Linked DNA regions of Homo sapiens: region 1 is linked to region 2. The links are chromatin contacts, found by Hi-C or POLR2A ChIA-PET in ENCODE. All regions are on one chromosome and are shown on one strand. The core of a region is the stretch at or near the end of the contact, and the rest is flanking DNA. Distances in the headings are between cores, read along the strand shown. Region 1 has its middle 26 kb from the start of TMCC3. Region 2 has its middle 72 kb from the start of MIR492.

Region 1 (3,763 bases), core at 1,018-3,517, 87 kb after region 2:
GATTTGAGCTGTTATCTGCTTGGATGTACGATTGATTCACTCCTACTCCGAGGTTCTCAGAGCCCAGAATGTTCCATAAGTGAAACAATTGATGCATTCGGTCTCTGTGGCACTTAATCCACCACTCCTACCCCCATTTTAATATTTGTAATAGTGATCAGTGAAGGGCAGGACTTGAATGTTTTAGAACTAAAACGGGATAAAAAGTAAAGTCCTAATAATGGTTCTCTTCTGTCTTTGTCCCTCTAATTAGAGAAGGCCATATCCATGTCTCCATAGGAAATGGACAGTTAGGGAATTGGTACCGGGCTGGAGTCATGTGTAATCTTGCCCTGCCTGAGGGAGGCCTGATGTTGGAAGTATTTAAGAGAGTCTGAAAGCTTGGCTGCTCTAATAATTAGACTGGCTGTACTGGTTTTTCTTTGCTTATTAAATCACAGGCCAGAAACACCTCTGTGGCAGGACCTGTGTACTGAATTGGTATGCTGTGAGATCCAGAGCAAACTGAAAGTATGTCACACTTTGAGCATTTTCACAGACCAGTCATGGCCACAAGTTTAGGCCTGGCTTAACCTGATTCACTGGAAATCAGCTTCAACAGCACCAGCTGTAATGAAAAGTAAATATGCAGGTGTTTGTTGTTATATATCTGGCATTGTTAAGCTATCACTGAATTTTTTAAAAATCTTGAATCAGTTGGTGAATGTACATGTATCCAAACAGCTTGCTTCCAGACTGTGTACAATATCTTCTTTCTTTTTTTGAGACAGAGTCTCCCCTGTTGCCCAGGCTGGAGTGTAGGGGTGCCATCACGGCTCACTGCAGCCTCAACCTCCCAGGCTCAGGTGATCCCCCCACCCCAGTCTCCCGAGCAGCTGGGACTACAGGTGCACACCACCATGCCTGGCTAGTTTTTGTATATTTTGTAGAGATGGGGTTTCACCATGTTGCCCAGGCTGGTATCGAACTCCTGGGCTCAGGCGATCTGCCTCGGCCTCCCAAAGTGCTGGGATTACAGGTGTGAGCCATTGTACCTAGCCCATAAGTATCTTTTAATGCTTACCTTCAATTATGATAGATATTGGGAATACCTTGCATTTGTATAAAGCGTTTTTACTGGCTGATTTCAGTTGTTTGAAATCATGCATCCTCTGTCAATCTTCTGGCTGATTCAGTTGTTTGATTCTGCCCAGAACCAAGTGTGGCATAATAAATATTAGCTCCTTGATCCACAGAGGATGCTGACCCTGAATTGAGTGACTTATACAAGATGACAAAGCTAGACAGTGGCTGGCCGGAAAGAGCAGCCCACTAGGTCATCTGCTTTTGGGTTCAGTGTTGGGGTTTCTCCACCACATTGTGACAGAATAGTCTGGCTTGACTGGTTTTTTCTAAAGCACTGATTTTTCAGCTTCCCAAGAAAACCAGAGTAGATCCTCTTTTTGTTTATTTTGTTGACCCAGTTATACACCTTCTGTTCTATAGCTTTTCCCATCTTCTAGGATATGGGACGCAAATTTTATGCATAGCCAATGATTTTTTAAACCAAACTCATAAGCAAAATCTGAATTTCCTTGGAGCAGGAAGCAGAGAAAACAAATACCTTCTCTGTGCTGATTGCTCACATAGACATGCTAACCCACACTCTGCAAAGGGGTTGAGTTTTAGAAATTTAAATTACTTTGTTGTCACCTAAAATAAAACCTTCCCTAGACACTCCCCCAGCACTCTCTTTTTTAGTTTTTATTTTTGAGACAAGCTTTCGCCATGTGGGCCAGGCTGGTCTGGAACTCCTGGCCTCAAGTTATCCACCCACCTCAGCCTCCCAAAGTGTTGGGATTACAGGCGTGAGCCACCGTGCCCAGCCCCTCTGCCCTCCCTTCAACTATAGCCTTATCTTCCTCCTTGTCTGCTTTGCAGGCCAACCCTGGAGAGAGTTGGCTAACTTCCTGTCCTTATTTTCTCATCTCCCTCTTGTTTCTCACTCTTCTTCCGGCTGGACACTGGCCAGGTTTTTGTTAAGGTCACCGGTGGTCTCCACATGACTCAGTTCAGTGGACTTGAGTTTTTCAGACTCAATTTATTTCTCTTAGGGGATTTAGTACACACTGTGACCTTGGGAAATTTACTTCTCTAAATTATTTGCAAAATGGGCGTAGCACCTTCCTCCTCAGATTGTAGCGAGGTCTAAATGACATAGTTTGTGGGAAGTGGTGAGCATAGTGTCTGCTACAGTGAGAAGTACATGCTAACCACTGCTTTTATCAACACACTTCCCCTGGTTCCGGTGACACTGTATTTTCTTGTTTTCCTCCTATGCCTTTGGCCCCTTCTACTCCTCTGTGTTATCATGAAAGGAAATGAAATGCGTCTGCGGCAACAGGACTCTGGATGTGAGTCCCTGGATGTGAGGTGTTAAAGGAGGGACACTCCCAAGAGAAGTCTTAAGCAACTAAGTGGTGGTGCCATTTGCTGAAAGGTGGGATCCTAGAGGAGCCAGAGGGGCATGGAGGAAGGCGGGCACACTTGAACATACTGAGCCATCCATGTGTAGATGAACTGGATGGATGGGTGAGTAAGGCTGGAGGTCAGAAGAGACATAGGAGCAAGAGGCTCCATGGCCGGGCAGGTGGCTCACGCCTGTAATCCCAGCACTTTGGGAGGCTGAGGTGGGCGGATCGTCCGAGGTCAGGAGTTCAAGACCAGTCTGGCCAACATAGTGAAACCTTGTCTCTATTGAAAATACAAAAATTACACTTTGGGAGGCTGAGGCGGGTGGATCGCCTGAGGTCAGGAGTTCGAGGCTAGCCTGGCCAACATGGTGAAACCCCGTCCCTACTAAAAATACAAAAATTAGCTGGGCATGGTGGCGCAAGCCTGTAATCCCAGTTACTCGGGAGGCTGAGGCAGGAGAATCGCTTGAACCCGGGAGGCGGAGGTTGCAGTGAGCCGAGATCGTGCCATTGCAATCCAGCCTGGGCTACAAGAGCGAAACTCCATCTCAAAAAAAACAAAAAACAAAAAAACAAAAATTAGGTGTCGTGGCATGCGCCTGTAGTCCCAGCTACTTGGGAGGCTGAGGCAGGAGAATCAGTCGCTTGAACCTGGGAGGCAGAAGTTGCAGTGAGGCGAGATTGCTCCACTGCACTCCAACCTGGGCAACAGAGTGGGACTCCATCTAAAAAAAAAAAAAAAAAAAAAAAAGCCAGCAGTGGTCTGGGAGAGAAAGCAAGATGGGAAGGGAACGGTCTGGGACAGATGCAGAGAAACGTTGAACTGTTTCAATAGCCTCCTGATCAGCCTCCCGGCTTCCACCCTGGCCCCCCCATAAAAAGTCCTTACTCTGCCAGAAAATGCCACAGGATCTGCGCTGCTGTTCTTCTAACCCCAGGCTGCTTCTCTGACCTCATCTCCACCCTCCCCGCTCTCCTGCTCGGCTCACTCTGCTCCACCCATGCTGGTTTTCTTGCTGTTGTTCCTCAAATGGATCAAGTGCTCCCCTTCCTTGGAGCTTTTGCACTTGCTGGTCCTTTTGCCTAGAATGGTCTTTTTCTAGATATTCTACATGTATCACCCCCTCACTTCCTTCAGTTCTCTAGTTAGGTGTCCCAGCCTATCCATGAGAACTTCCCAAAACATATTATTCAGAAATGCAACACTCATCTATCCCCTTTTCTCTGCTTTCTAAAATTTACTAGCATCTGATATGATCTATATCTACCTGACATATTTTGTTATATTGCATAATATGGTATTATATACT
Region 2 (3,580 bases), core at 199-2,698:
GGTGGGATCTCATCTCACTGCAACCTCCACCTCCCGGGTTCAAGAGATTCTCCTGCCTTAGGCTCCCAAGTAGCTGGGATTACAGGGACCTGCCACCACACCCCGCTAATTTTTTTTGTATTTTTAGTAGATACAGGGTTCCACCATGTTGGCCAGACTGGTTTTGAACTCCTGACCTCAAGTGACCCACCCACCTTGTACAAATACATACATATTATAGGAAGAATTAGAAAACAGATAAGCACAAAGGGAGTTGGGGGGTGGGGGTTGGAATTGTATAATCCCACCATCTGTAGATAATCACTGCTGAAGTTCAGGCATACACAGCCTTTGTGGTAAACTGACCTAAGCCAGTTTAGTGGTTCACAGCTAATAGGTTATGTATGGTTGATACCAGGAGCCTCCAGTGATGACAGATCTCTACTCCACAACCTCTGTAAGGGTGAAAGGAGAAAGCAAGAGCAGTTCTCAAACCAATCCTGCTACGGGGACAAACATGCATGACCAAGCAGGCACACAGCCTGTGCTGTAAACTGCGCTGGAGAGGCCCAAGCTCCCAGCTTTCAGCCGCTTAGACAAACACCTTGCATGAAAGGCTCTCCTGTGGCCTGTGCAGCAGCAGTGTTGTAGCCATAGCATTGAGCTAACTTTACTTAGAGTCACGCAGGCCACAGAATCCTCCATAACGTAAGACTGGAGGGATGGAGGCTGCTGGCGTTGCTGAATTCTCACACCCTGGTCATAAGAAGGCGGAGTGGCCTGTACAGCATTTCCAGCTGATCCATATACAGCAAGTCCTCAAATGATGTCATTTCAATCGGTGTCATTTCATGATCACCTTGATGAGAAAGTCTGTTCCTGGCTGGGGCCCCTGTCTGTGTGGAGTTTGCACATCCTCCCACATCTGCATGGGTTTTCTCCAGGTCTCCCAATTTCCTCCTACATCGCAGAGATGTACATGTTTGGTTAACTGGCATGTGGTCCCAGCCTGAGTGAGAGAGAGAGAGCGTGTGTGTGTGTGTGTGTGTGGCAGGGGTGTGTGTGGTGGGGGTGTGGGTCTGAGTGCACCCTGCTAGGGGATGTATCCTGTCCAGGATGGGTCCCAATGTTGCAGCCTCAGCTGCCGGGACAGGCTCCAGCTACCCTTGACCCTGAAACAGGAATAACTGGGCAAATAATTATCTTCCTTGTGTTTATTAACCTTACTTAAATGTATGTATAGCTCACATGTATTTCAGTGTTTAATATTATAAATGTTTTGGTTTTTATTTAGAAGTTTTGTGATTTTTTTTGTGATCAGAAATATGCCATAAGAACTTAGCTCTTGTTGATCTCAATTAGCCTGTGGCAAAATCAGTTTCACTATATGTTGTTTCACTGAAAGTTGCAGTTTCCTGTTGATGACATGAAGTGAGCCCTTACTGCACTGTCGTGCATTGCTTAACAACAGGGATATGGTCTGAGAAATGTATCGTTAGTCAATTTTGTCATTGTGTAAACATCATAGTGTACTTATACAAACCTAGATGGCATAGCCTACTACACACCTACACTATATGCTGTAGCCTGTTGCTCCTAGGCTAAAAACCAATACAAAGTGTTACCATACTGAATAGGCAGTTGTAACATGGTGGTATTTGTGTATTTACACATATCTAAACAGAAAAGGTACAGTAAAAACACAGTGGGTTATAAAAGATTAAAAATGGCACACCTGTATAGGGCATTTACCATGAAGGGAGTTTATAGGACTGGAAGTTGCCCTGGGTGAATCAGTGAGTGGTAAGTGAATGTGACCACTCACACAAGTGTAAACTTTAAACGCTGTATACTAAGACTACACTATATTCATTTAAAATTTTTTCTTTAATAATAAACCTTAACTTACTGTAACTTTAAAAATAAATTTTAAGAAACTTTTGACACGTTCATAATAACACTTAGGACACAAATATATTGGATAGCTATACAAAAAATAGTTTCTTTATATCCTTATTCTGTAAGCTTTTTTCTATTATTTATATTTTTACTGTTTCAATTTTTTGTTATAAACTAAGACACGAACACACACATTAGCCTTGGCCTACACGGGGTCAGGATCATCAGTTTCACTGTCTTCCACCTCCACGTCTTGTCCCACTGGGAGGTCTTCAGGGGCAATAACACATTTGAAGCTGTCATTTCCTATGATAACAATGCCTTCTTCTGGAATATCTCCTGAAGGACCTGCCTGAAGCTGTTTTACAGTTAACCTCTTTTTTTCATAAGTAGAAGGAGTACACTCTAAAATAACAATAAAAAGTATAGCATAGTAAATACATACACTGGTAACATAGTTGTTTTATTATCAGGTATTATGTACTGTACATAGCTGTATGTGCTACACTTTACACAAATGGAAGAGTAGTAGGTTGGTTTCCACCAGCAACACCACAAACACATGAGTAATGTATTACGCTGCAGCATTATGACGGCTGTGAGTCACTAGAGGAGGATGGGAATTTGTCAGCTCCATTATAATCTTAAGGAGCCACCATTGTTTCTACACAGTCCATTGACTGAAACGTAGTTAAGCAGTGCATAACTGTATTTTGAACACCTATTTTCATCCAAAATAATTTCTAATATCCACTATGCTTATTAACAAACCGTCTGATGTTTATTAAAGATAAAGGCAGCCGAAGCCTTATAATAGCCAATTTTTTTGGAAATACCAATTTTTTGTTAAAGTCTTTCAAATGCTAAGCAACTGCCCCTAGAGTATAAATTAAGACTCATACACCTATATACCATACTGTTTGTGCTGGAGTATTTTAAAGAGAATTAGAGACACTTTTTCGATTTATATGTGTGTGTAGGTGTGTATAAATTGCTTAACACATTTTAATTTATGGTCATTGTGTATGTATTAACAAAAGTGACATCACATGCTATATAATATATAGTTTCATAACCTACCTTTTTCTTTAATAACATAAATATATTTCTAAATCAAAATAACTGTGTTATCAGTTTTAATGACTGCATACTATTCCATTTTATAACATAATTTACTCACAGCTCATTATGAATGGACATTTGTGGTTTTAGTAGCTTTTATTATTATAGGCATCACTAGAAAGATTGTCTTGTACATATTTCTTTGTGTCCATGTTTATTAGGACGCATTCCTAGAAGCAGAATTGCTGAATCATAGGGTCTGCATGTTAGACAAATGTTTTAAATAAGATTTCAAATTACTTTGAAAGAATGTTGCAATCTATACTCCTACCAGCATCTGCTTTCTTAGATACTCTCCCACACTGGAAAGAATTTCAAACTTTTTTGCCCATTTGATAGGTAAAAAAAACGATAACTCATGTTACTCTCACAAGTGAGGTTAGACTTTAAAAAAAGTTTGCAGTCTATTTATCTTTGTATTGTTATTTCAAATATTTGTAGTGTAGGAAAATTAACCTTCTATACATCTCTCGATCCATTGCCAAGTGCCTTAAAATTATTTATTTTTAGATTGGGAAATGTAAAGTCAACTTAAAGCAGTTGAAATCATAACATTTCCTAACTGAAGCTGCAGCTTAAA

What was found. Hi-C counts contacts between places; a loop is a spot of excess contacts on that map. ChIA-PET counts read pairs that join two places held with the same protein, here RNA polymerase II (POLR2A). Pooled maps may share reads with other maps.
Region 1: a loop to region 2 is called in a map of heart right ventricle, with 1.9 times the contacts of the local background. The contact joins two enhancer-like sites. A Hi-C loop is called at or near these places in 2 of 168 maps with a recorded cell type or tissue (heart right ventricle and motor neuron), 3 of 37 single-sample maps with no recorded cell type and 3 of 50 pooled maps. POLR2A ChIA-PET finds 5 or more read pairs at or near these places in 3 of 52 experiments (PC-9, activated B cell and activated T-cell).

What each region holds. Positions count from the first base shown.
Region 1 is chr12:94,674,680-94,678,442 of GRCh38, reverse strand. No RefSeq gene overlaps it. Among named protein-coding and RNA genes, the nearest start is that of TMCC3, 26 kb to the right of the region's middle. RefSeq lists enhancers at 1,664-1,773, 2,364-2,473. Within about 2 kb of position 2,267, at least 20 of the 41 ENCODE cell types and tissues checked have a DNase peak (open chromatin) inside an H3K27ac peak, as active enhancers do; they include PC-9, where a contact is called at or near this core.
Region 2 is chr12:94,760,624-94,764,203 of GRCh38, reverse strand. No RefSeq gene overlaps it. Among named protein-coding and RNA genes, the nearest start is that of MIR492, 72 kb to the left of the region's middle. RefSeq lists an enhancer at 1,256-1,315 and a silencer at 1,636-1,685. Within about 2 kb of position 1,448, at least 7 of the 41 ENCODE cell types and tissues checked have a DNase peak (open chromatin) inside an H3K27ac peak, as active enhancers do; they include PC-9, where a contact is called at or near this core.